Linked DNA regions of Homo sapiens: all the other regions are linked to region 1. A link is a contact called in ENCODE Hi-C or POLR2A ChIA-PET data. All regions are on one chromosome and are shown on one strand. The core of a region is the stretch at or near the end of the contact, and the rest is flanking DNA. Distances in the headings are between cores, read along the strand shown. Region 1 holds the start of SLC25A36 (solute carrier family 25 member 36). Region 2 overlaps ZBTB38 (zinc finger and BTB domain containing 38). Region 3 overlaps PXYLP1 (2-phosphoxylose phosphatase 1). Region 4 overlaps PXYLP1 (2-phosphoxylose phosphatase 1).

Region 1 (2,661 bases), core at 51-2,550:
TGAAGAATTGTAACAGGAGATCAAACATAGCTTTCTCAGTATGATTCTGGATCAAAGCAATAGTTACCAAGAGGTGCAAGTGGTCCAGTCAAATCAAAAGTAGACTGGTCAAGAGCCGAAGTCATAGCAGCAGCTTTTTGGGATGCTCAAGGTATTTTGCCTGTTGACTTTCTGGAGGGTGGAAGAGCAATAACATCCGCTTACTATAGGAGAAAGTGAAGCAAAGCTTTAGCATAAAAACACCTACGAAATCTTCACCAGAGAGTCCTTCTCCATCAGGACAATGTTCCTGCTCATTCCTCTCTTTAAATAAGGGCATTTTTCCAGGGATTTCGATGGGAAACTATCAGGTATCCATCTTACATTCCTGACCTGGCTCCTTCTGACATATTTTTGTTTTCTAATCGTGAAAAATCTGTAAATGGCACCCATTTTTCTTCAGTTAATAACGTAAAAAAGCCTGCATTTTCATGATTAAATTCCCAGAACCCTCAATTCTTTACAGATGGACTAAAGAGCCGGTATCATCACTTACCAAACTGTCTTTAACTTGATGGAGCTTACGTTGAAAAACAAAGTTTATATTTTTAAATTTTATCTTTTAATTCCATTTCCCATGAACTTTTATTCTTTTAAAAACAAACCCAAGTATTTTAATTCTACTTGCCTTTTTTACTTATTACACACTTCGGGAGATTTTTTGCCATATGGAATCACCTCATCCCTTGTCACGATTGCATAATATTCCATAGTAGGAATGTTTCATGATTTATTTCTTCATTCCCCCACTGATTTCAATTTTCTGCAACTGCAAGCATTGTTCATAATTCTGTACTGTTTGTGAGCCTATATAGGAGTATCCGTGCACAAACCTTTTTATGCATTGTGCGAGGGTTACTCTGAGATAGACACCAAGGGAACTGCTGGGTCATAAATCCAATTTTTTCAAAGTAAATCCGCTTGCGAACCCGGAACCAAGTCGATTTTTCCCGCCCCGCCAGTTCCCTGTTCAGGAGAGTGCAGCCGTGATTGGCGCGTTCACTCAGGCCAGGGGCGCCCCAGGTCTCAGGTGCTAGGAGCGCGGTGACCTACCACCCTCCGGGCACGCGTTCTGGCCACGCCTCGCGGCCCCTTTCATTGAAAGAGCCCGTAGGGATCACGTGAAAGAACACTGCAGAGTGCGTGACGTCACGACGCTCACACCAATGGGAGCCTCTGTTTATGTCGGGAGCCATCAAATAGTCATCTTCCCCCTACCATCCCCCGCCCACTCTCCGTCGCGCTGCGCTGCGTCGCTTTCAGCCTCTGGTGAAGGGCGGCGCGCTTAGGCAGGCGGTGGCGCGGCTGGAGTGCCGCGGGGAGGGCTGTGCCGGTTGCTTTCTGCAGCCGCATCTCGGCCAGCTCTCCTCGCCGTCCCCGGGGCGCTGTGCGTCTCCAGTCCGGGACCGAAGCCGCCTGCCGTAGCGGGCGGCCAGATCCGCGTCCCGCCTCAGCGGCCGGAGGACATGCGGGAGAGAGAATGAGCCAGAGGGACACGCTGGTGCATCTGTTTGCCGGAGGGTAAGGTCCTGGCGGGGCGTGCGCACTGGGGCTGAGGGTGCTGGGGCCGAAGACGCAGGCGAGGGGGGCGAGGGGGGCCGAGGGGGGTGGGGGGGTGGGGGGGCGGGAGTGAGGCCTGGGCGGGGAGCTGCCACGGGCCTGCGGGTGAGGGGAGCGACCCAGCCCGTGGGTGGTGAGGGGGGCTCCGGTTCGGGGAAGCAAGGGGGTGAGGCCCGGGCCCGAGGGCGAGAGAGTGAGGCCCGGGCAAAGAGGGTTGAGGCATGAAACCCGGGCCGGGAGTGAGGTTTTGGGCCCGCGGGGCCGGGGTGAGGCGGAGGCCGAATCCATGCGTCTGAGGAGACGCGGGCAAGAGCTGGGGTCGGCGCTTGATTACCCGGACGCCGCTGGACCTGGCCGCACGCCGCAATCTAGCAGGCGTCGGGGATCCAGGGCCGCTTTGAGGAGCCTGGCTTCGGATTTCGCGTAGGTTGCATGGCCCAAGGGGACGGGGCGGAAAGTGCGGAGGCTGAGGACAAAATGGGCGCCGGAGACTCCTTTAGCCCTCGCTCCTTGCAGCGCTCGCTTGGGCCTCTGCACGTCACTCACGCCCCACCTCGGACCTCGGGCCGCTCATTTCCGGGCTCGGCTTTGCAAGGTGGGTGGTAAGGGGGCTACGGGATCGAGCGGGGAAGGCTTTGGTATTCTCCCGTGGTTGCTGTAGGGTGTTTCTAGCCCTTGGAAAATTTCTTGCCCGAGGTTTTCCAGGTGGTGAATGGGGTGCAAAGCTTTCCAGTACCTTTGGGGTCAGATTCCTTTCGAGAAAACCACCCCTCTTGAACACCGCTTGCTTTTCTGCTGCTTAGGAGAAAGTAGGAGTGGAGAGAGGTCAGATTTTTTGAAGATAGTGTTAATAGTTACTATGTGTGTGCAAGATTAGGACTAAGCCTAAAGTCTTAGTTCCCTGATTGCCAAAATGAGTGTTAGAGCTTCCAGTTTAGCCTCCTGTTTAGATTTGCTCCTTCTAAATCATTTGGAGAATCATAGCAATTTTAAGAGTTACTTATTTGGAGGATTATAAAGAGTTTTCTTATCAAAAATGCCTTCGGTGAATTATGCTGAGAC
Region 2 (2,661 bases), core at 90-2,589, 440 kb after region 1:
GGTCTCAGCTACTTGAGAGGCTGAGATGGGAAGACTGCTTGAGCCCAGGAGTTTGAGGCTGCAGTAAGCCATGATTTTGCCATTGCACCCCCAGCCTGGGTGACAGAGCGAGACCCTGTCTCAACAAGCAAAAAAAAAAAAAAATTACAGTGATAGAGAACAGATCAGTGGTTGTCAGGATGGGTGTGATTATCAGAGGAGGAGCACAGGGAACTGTGGTGGTGACTATTCTCTATTCTGATGGTGATGGTCATCACTCCAGCCTGCACATGTGATACGTTGCATAGAACTGTAGACATACAGGTACACACACACACACACAGAGTGCATGTAAAAACTGGTAAAATCACATAAGACTGTATCTGCGTTTATTTGAACTATACCAGCATCTGTTTCTTGGTTTAGCCCAAGTACTACAGCGATGTAAGACAACACTGGGGGAAGGTGGAGAAAGTAGACACTGTATAACTTCTTGTACGTCTTATGCTATTTCACAAAAAAGGTATTAAAACTTTTTAAAAGTTGTTAAAACTATGTTTAAAACAGGGTTCTCCCACCTTGAGGAGGGGGATTTATCCCCTGGCTTCCCCTTTATGAGCAACTCCTACTATTTATTTTGCCGCCTTCTAACTTGTGGTTTGAAGTCTACAATGTCCTGCTGGCTTTGGCCGCACCCTCTGCTTCTCAGAGACTGACAGCCCATCTCGGATGGAATCAAAGCTCAAGTATGCCAGCAATGAATGTGAATGTGCCCCATTTACCCCTCCCTGAGACCATAACTTCAAAGCTAGGTAGATTCAGATCTAAGAAATGGTCTCATGGTGAAAATCAAGGACAAATCATCCTTCTCGCCCCTGTGCAGTAATTTCTTTTCTGGAATGGCTCTTTGCTCTGCTCTTCATACAGATTACACTCTTCACCTTCACCAAATGGGCCCTCCTTTAATGGAAGGAGATTAACCCTTCTTTGCCCCCTTTCAATCTCATTCAGCTGAGGGCTTTCTTTTAACAGCGCTGCTGTCTCTGGGCCTTGTGCCACAGCTGAATGCTACAGAGTGAGATGGCTGCCTTCTCTTTGAAGCATTTACGTCCCTGTCAAATACCTTTTTGCCAGACTTGGCCCTGGAAAGACAGTTTTGAAATTAAATTTATTGTGAGCTGCCTGGGTTGGCAGTATGGAATTGCACAAGGCCATGGGCATTTAGGTCAAGAGGGACTTGCTGCACTCACCACCTTGGGAGCCCTATCTTAATGAAACTCGAGCTGTATTTACTCCCAGGTTCTGCAGAGGAGTCCCCAGCATCACCTAAGATGGAGGCTGAGCATATGGGCTGAAGTCTATGCGGCATCCTGTCCGGATGTGACAATACACTCACAATCCACTGCTACCCCAGGACTGGCCTCAGCCTCCAGCTTCCAACTGTGCCTTAGTTATTAGAGGGACTCAACTCAAGAGACCATGATGAGAGGGACAGCGGTGCTCATTTCTCGGGCCTGGCTGTGAGTTGGCAACCAGGATCGTGTGCTAGAAAGGTGACAATTTTAATCGCTGACTTTCCGTAGTCGTTGGTGAATCTCGTAGTTTTGCACCTTTTAGTTTCAAAACCATACTGAACAACGGAAAATGAAACCTGCAGCTTATTTTTAGCCGTTCATGCTAAATCATGAGATTTTTCTTTGCAAACCAAAGAGGATAAAGGCTACTTCAGCAGGCTAAACTTAGTCAATTGACTTAATATAGCAATCAAGTCTGGTTCTCTGACAAGTCTCAAGTGACATTGAGAAGTTTCAGGTGATATTTTGGCCAACATTGACTATTTTGCTTAAAATTATATTTAGTTGAGTTTTGTTTTTAGTTAAACAAATGTAGTATGATATTTTCATCTGAGAGGAATTGGAAAACATATTATAAACCCTCCATTCTGTCATTTAGTCATTAATTCAATTAACCTATAACTATTTTTAAGTATCTGACAGCTTAGAATTTTTTTTAATTGAGTCAGTGTGTTGAATTACAAAGAGCAGAATGCTAGAAATTAAGGAATATGGCTTCTATGCTCATTGATGAGGCATTTATGTAAATATGACACTTACTCTCTTTGAACCTAATTTTCTTCTCCCTCAAAGAAATGGTTTAGATGGCATTTTCTAAAGCGTCTTCCTTGTCCTTTAATTCTGTGAAACACGCTCTGCCACTGAGGGCCTGAGGAAATGTTGAGGTATTCTTTGGGGGCTGTGGCAGTGTTGTCAGGCCACTCTTATTTCTGTCTCCTCTTTCCCTGTTCTAGGAGAGACAGGTTTACACAAAGCACTGTGGTCTGCTTGCCAGACAACTTGTGGCTCCCCTTGGTAAACAAGTGATTAAGTGCTTGAAAGATTTTCATAGAGATTTTCAGCCCCCAAGCCCATTCCTTAACTCCTGAAGCAAGTACTTTAACTTTAGGAAGTGGCTTCATGATACAAAGCTGAGGATCCCACTGGTAGTGGTAGAGAAAGGACTCCGGAGTTTGATGTTGGTGAGTCCAAAACATCCTCAGTGAGCCTCTCCATGGTGTTAGGAAATGCTCTAGTGCCCTGGAAGATACAAAGATCTTGCAGGAAGCAAGCCAGAGACGTGGGCTTAGGTAGATAATTCAATACAACCAAAATGCATTGTGTTTTT
Region 3 (2,661 bases), core at 57-2,556, 350 kb after region 1:
GATGGTGACCAGATTTGGCCCCTGGGCTGTAGTTTGCTGACCCCTCATCTAAAAAATAGGCTATACTACAATTGCACTTCCAGCACTTTGAGAACGAGTTGAATACCAAGAATTATTCAATGGTTCCTCCAGTAACTTCTGCTAGAAACACAGAATTTGGTCTGTATCTGACACTAGAACAAAACTTGAGGGTAAATAAACATTGAATTAGAATGAATCATAGAAAACTGATTAGAAGAATACTTGATGTTTATGATGATTGTGGTACAAGATAGTTTTAAGTATGTTCTAAATATTTGTCTGCTGTAGTCTATTTGCTGTATATGCTGAAATTTTTGTATGCCATTTAGTATTTTTATAGTTTAGGAAAATATTTTCTAAGACCAGTTTTAGATGACTCTTATTCCTGTAGTAATATTCAATTTGCTGTACCTGCTTGGTGGTTAGAAGGAGGCTAGAAGATGAATTCAGGCACTTTCTTCCAATAAAACTAATTATGGCTCATTCCCTTTGACAAGCTGTAGAACTGGATTCATTTTTAAACCATTTTCATCAGTTTCAAATGGTAAATTCTGATTGATTTTTAAATGCGTTTTTGGAAGAACTTTGCTATTAGATAGTTTACAGATCTTTATAAGGTGTTTTATATATTAGAAGCAATTATAATTACATCTGTGATTTCTGAACTAATGGTGCTAATTCAGAGAAATGGAAAGTGAAAGTGAGATTCTCTGTTGTCATCGGCATTCCAACTTTTTCTCTTTGTTTTTGTCCAGTGTTGCATTTGAATATGTCTGTTTCTATAAATAAATTTTTTAAGAATACCTATACTATACAACTAATGGTTTGTACCTATAAGTCACTCGAGTTATTTTCAAGTGAGAGCCAGTATTTTATTTTTCCCCCTTCATTCAAATGTCATGCAGAGAACCAGTATTTTAAAATTTTATTTTAACTGCTTTACTAACTGCTGAAAGTTGTGTTATCTCTCAAGTATTCAAAGACTAAATGTGTTTTCTTTCCTTCCCACTCACAATATATCTGAATTAGAACTGCTAAACACAGCTTGAAGACTTAAAAATAAAAGTGACTCGGAAGATTTTTTAAAAAATCAATTGATAGTATCTGTTGGTAAAAGTAAATATTGTGGCTAAGAGTCAACACCAAAAGTGTAGATAACAGTTTTGTCTTCTAAGACACTGGTATGCACAGCATCAAAATATCTTCCTCACTATCAAGTTCCGAGACACTTCATTCCATAACAAACACTAAGCACAGAGATGAGATCAGTGGACACAGTCATAGTCCTTGGTTTCTGGGCAGTGGTCTAATGACTTAACTCATGACAGGCCTGGGTGTATACATGCATAATTTAGCTTCCTTGTTTTTATGATTAATACATGCCCACTAGAAAATAACCAATACTGAAAAACAGCTTCAGAAGTGATGTTCTCATCTAATCCCACCTCCAGAGGTAATGTTGTGAGCTGTCTGACATTCTTCTGGAAAAGTTCCATGTAGATTCAGAAATATATGTAGTTTTTAATAGGAACTAGATCATTTTATATATATGTAAATATATATAATATGTGTGTGTATATATATATAGTTCTGTGACTTGCTTCCCTTAAAAATATTTTTCCTTTAAAAATACTTTTAATAGCTTGTATCTTTTAATAGTATGTCTTAGAAGTATTTCTCTTTTTTTTTACAATGTAATTATTTATTTATTTTTCTTTTTTTTATTATATTTTAAGTTCTAGGGTACATGTTCACAACGTGCAGCTTTGTTACATATGTATACATGTGCCATGTTGGTGTGCTGCACCCATTAACTCGTCATTTACATTAGGTATATCTCCCAATGCTATCCCTCCCCCAGCCCCCCACTCCACAACAGGCCTCAGTGTGTGATGTTCCCCTTCCTGTGTCCAAGTGCTCTCATTGTTCAATTCCCACCTATGAGTGAGAACACGTGGTGTTTGGTTTTTTGTCCTTGCGATAGTTTGCTGAGAATGATGGTTTCCAGTTTCATCCATGTCCCTACAAAGGACATGGACTCATCATTTTTTATGGCTGCATGGTATTCCATGGTGTATATGTGCCACATTTTCTTAATCCAGTCTATCATTGATGGACATCTGGGTTGGTTCCAAGTCTTTGCTATTGTGAATAGTGCCGCAATAAACATACGTGTGCATGTGTCTTTATAGCAGCATGATTTATAATCTTTTGGGTATATACCCAGTAATGGGATCGCTGGGTCAAATGCTACTTCTAGTTCTAGATCCTTGAGGAATCGCCACACTGTCTTCCACAATGGTTGAACTAGTTTACAGTCCCACCAACAGTGTAAAAGTGTTCCTGTTTCTCCACATCCTCTCCAGCACCTGTTGTTTCCTGGCTTTTTAATGATCGCCATTCTAACTGGTGTGAGATGGTATCTCGTTGTGGTTTTGATTTGCATTTCTCTGATGGCCAGTGATGATGAGCATTTTTTCATGTGTCTGTTGGCTGCATAATGTCTTCTTTTGAGAAGCATCTGTTCATATCCTTCGCCCACTTGCTGATGGGGTTGTTTGTTTCTTGTAAATTTGTTTGAGTTCTTTGTAGATTCTGGATATTAGCCCTTTGTCAGATGAGTAGATTGCAAAAATTTTT
Region 4 (2,661 bases), core at 60-2,559, 330 kb after region 1:
ACTGGGAAGTCAACCATGCAGGGCTGGTGGCTCCCTGGGTCTGAAGAAAGAGGCCACGGGAAAGTGCTCAGAGCAGGAAGGGAAGTGGGACAGGGCCTAAGCAGCAGGACAATCTGGGGCAGAGCAGGAAGGAGACCAGGCTGGGAGGAGTCACTGAAGGGCATGGACATCATTGGAGGTAGCCAGCGGGCCCAGTGGATGCAGTGTCCTGCCTAAGAGTGGACCTGAGGGTCTGAGGCCTATGAGAGACCCTGTCAGAAGCCACCATCTGGGGACTTTGTATTCCCTGCTGGTGAAGCCCTGGTTTCCGGAGGACCAGGGCTCCTTGGAGCAGTGGAAGCTGCTCCAGACCAACAGCCTGTGAACTTGTTTTGTTTGGCCCAACCCCTGTTTTTAGATTTTTTAATTTATTTACCAAAGTTTTAAAACTAGGCAATTTCATGTAAACTTCCAGCTCCTCTTTGAAAAACCAGACTCTGCAGCAACCTGAGGCCCACGGAGCATTACGGGGACCGCTGGCAGGAGCCGGGCAGCTGAGTCGGGGCTGCCACCCTGGGTGGGGAGAGTGCTGTCTTGGTCGCCACAGCGCCCACCTGCCTAGTCCCTGTCAGCTTCTGAATTTGTGCCCTGCGGTGCAGATGGAAGAGAGAGCCAAAAGAAAATCTGGGCAGATAGAGGACAAGGGGCCACGAAGGAGACAGAACAGCAGCAGCCAGGGGGTGGACTGTGGACAGGAGTGGTCTAGAAGCCAAGGGGGCAACCTGCTTAGAAGTTCTCAGGTGGGGAGCTGAGGAGGCCCCACTTAGCCAGCTCTGTGTGTGTGAGAGAGGGAGAGACAGAGGGAGAGAGGGAGAGAGAGAGATGGGGGGAGAGAGGGAGAGATGAGGGGGAGAGAGGGAGAGACGGCGGGGGGAGAGAGGGAAAGAGTGTGCATGTGTTTTCGATAGTTTCCCTGGGAACTCTTCTACCTGCAGAGCTATCGTGTTTCCTGTGGCCCTGATCCCCTATATCCCCTCCCTTTTTCTGTGCTGCTTTCAGTCTGATATCCGCTAAGAAAGAAAATAACAATGCTTGATAGAACAGTGTGTACATTAACATAGAACTGCCTCTGAGTAGGCAAGCAAGGAGCCCTGACAGGTGCCAGGGTGCTGTGACACCTTCCTCGGTGGTTCAGACCCTTGTGTCCTCAGTCCTGCTCACTCTTGTAGATGGCCATTAGCATTTGTGGTTTCGACTCTTTGCAGGGACCCCTGAGATCTGTAGTATATGGTGATAGTGATTCTGCCGAGGCACACGTCTTGATGAAAGTAGCAGGAAGTGAGCTGCTCAGCTGCTGAGGGAGCCACGTCCTGCCACACAGCCAGGGGAGGTGGTCGTCCTCTGTTCTTTGTCCTGTGTACGTTCAGTGGAGAAAAGTACAGAGTGGTATGTTTGAATGTGGGGATGCGTGAAGATCTCAGTATGCTTCATGGAAAAGATTTGGGGATGCAAGCCCTTAGAATGCACAGGGTCTAACGTACTGCGTCCTCTATTCTAAAAGCCCCAATGCGCTTCCTCCTGAGCTTTTATTTTGTTCAGCTGGAGACAAAAAGTATGAGAAATTGAAAGTGAAGGTTTACATTGTTAACCTAAGAGTTCTGTCATATCGCCATCTCTTCATTGTGACCAAAGTTTTAAATTCTGTATTTTTTGTTAATTTTGGTCCTTTTCTTAAAGATTTTACTTTCTGTTTGATTTCTGGGAGTTTTAATTTGCTTTTCCTCAGAATGCTTTATGTCCAGTTGCCACATAGAGTTAAATATCTGCAGGTGAAAAAAAAAAAAACACCATAGATGAGTGACAAAATTAAATCTGACAAATAAGCTGTTGTCACAATTTCTTAAGCTCATGTTGTAGATGCATTGGAGTGGGAAGGTGAGAGTGTCATGTAGCAGGTTCTTCTGCAAGCTGAGAATGGACACATTTATGTCTGTGGGTCATTCCTAGTTTTCTTTCAGGGTGGAGCTAGATAATGACCTCCCTCCCTCCCTCTCTGTCTCCCTCCCTCCCTCTGTCCCTCTCTGTCTCTCTCCCTCTCTCCCTCTCTCCCACCTTCCCTTTCTCTCTTCTTCCCTTTTTTCTTCTTAGTTCCTTATCTTAAAGAAGTTCTCATCAATAATTAGATGAGGGGATAGAGATATCTGTTTAAAGATGTTTACTGCAGCATCATTTGTAATAGGAAACAAAGGAGAAGGCAACCAACGTGTACAACAGTAAATACCCCATTACCTCATGATCACATAGACCTGTCTCTATTGACTTGGAAGGTTGTGCATAATATATTAAATTTTAAAATGGTACCTTTATATGCGGGTGGGTGGGGGAGAGAGAGAGAGAGAGAGAGAGAGAGAGAGAGAGAGAGTGTGTGTGTGTGTGTGTGTGTGTGTGTGTGTGTGTCTTGAGTCAGCAAGAGCAAATACTATCACGGCTAGTTAGTAAAAATAGAAAGCATTAGTAGAAGTATTCAGTGAATTCAGGAAAGTGCCTGGAGATCTCTAAGATCCACTGAAGAGATGAACAGAATAGAAAGCCACAGGATTTATGTGGCTGTACCCACTGCAGGGAGAGCGCGAGGCCAGCTGGAGTCTGGCAGGCAGAGTGTGCGCCTGCTGAGCCAAGCCA

What was found. Hi-C counts contacts between places; a loop is a spot of excess contacts on that map. ChIA-PET counts read pairs that join two places held with the same protein, here RNA polymerase II (POLR2A). Pooled maps may share reads with other maps.
Region 2: a loop to region 1 is called in a map of OCI-LY7, with 3 times the contacts of the local background. The contact joins the enhancer-like site here to the promoter of SLC25A36 in region 1. A Hi-C loop is called at or near these places in 1 of 168 maps with a recorded cell type or tissue (OCI-LY7), 2 of 37 single-sample maps with no recorded cell type and 4 of 50 pooled maps.
Region 3: a loop to region 1 is called in a map of tibial artery, with 5 times the contacts of the local background. The contact joins the enhancer-like site here to the promoter of SLC25A36 in region 1. A Hi-C loop is called at or near these places in 2 of 168 maps with a recorded cell type or tissue (naive thymus-derived CD4-positive, alpha-beta T cell and tibial artery) and 6 of 50 pooled maps.
Region 4: a map of naive thymus-derived CD4-positive, alpha-beta T cell shows a loop between it and region 1 (4-fold over the local background). The contact joins the enhancer-like site here to the promoter of SLC25A36 in region 1. A Hi-C loop is called at or near these places in 1 of 168 maps with a recorded cell type or tissue (naive thymus-derived CD4-positive, alpha-beta T cell) and 7 of 50 pooled maps. POLR2A ChIA-PET finds 5 or more read pairs at or near these places in 5 of 52 experiments (CD8-positive, alpha-beta memory T cell, WTC11, activated CD4-positive, alpha-beta memory T cell and 2 more).

What each region holds. Positions count from the first base shown.
Region 1 is chr3:140,940,536-140,943,196 of GRCh38, forward strand. SLC25A36 (solute carrier family 25 member 36) reads left to right here and starts at 1,301. Exons shown (of 7, transcript NM_001104647.3): 1 at 1,301-1,560. The coding sequence starts at 1,520. RefSeq lists enhancers at 1,275-1,644, 1,738-2,585, 2,225-2,454.
Region 2 is chr3:141,378,057-141,380,717 of GRCh38, forward strand. The region is part of intron 2 of ZBTB38 (zinc finger and BTB domain containing 38); the gene reads left to right. Among named protein-coding and RNA genes, the nearest start is that of ZBTB38, 11 kb to the left of the region's middle. RefSeq lists enhancers at 1,362-1,511, 1,542-1,631 and a silencer at 1,762-1,811. Within about 2 kb of position 1,340, at least 6 of the 41 ENCODE cell types and tissues checked have a DNase peak (open chromatin) inside an H3K27ac peak, as active enhancers do; they include OCI-LY7, where a contact is called at or near this core.
Region 3 is chr3:141,293,810-141,296,470 of GRCh38, forward strand. PXYLP1 (2-phosphoxylose phosphatase 1) reads left to right here. Exons shown (of 6, transcript NM_001037172.3): 6 at 1-1,115. Among named protein-coding and RNA genes, the nearest start is that of PXYLP1, 63 kb to the left of the region's middle. Within about 2 kb of position 1,307, at least 4 of the 41 ENCODE cell types and tissues checked have a DNase peak (open chromatin) inside an H3K27ac peak, as active enhancers do.
Region 4 is chr3:141,265,807-141,268,467 of GRCh38, forward strand. All of the region lies in intron 2 of PXYLP1 (2-phosphoxylose phosphatase 1), which reads left to right. Among named protein-coding and RNA genes, the nearest start is that of PXYLP1, 35 kb to the left of the region's middle. Within about 2 kb of position 1,310, at least 5 of the 41 ENCODE cell types and tissues checked have a DNase peak (open chromatin) inside an H3K27ac peak, as active enhancers do.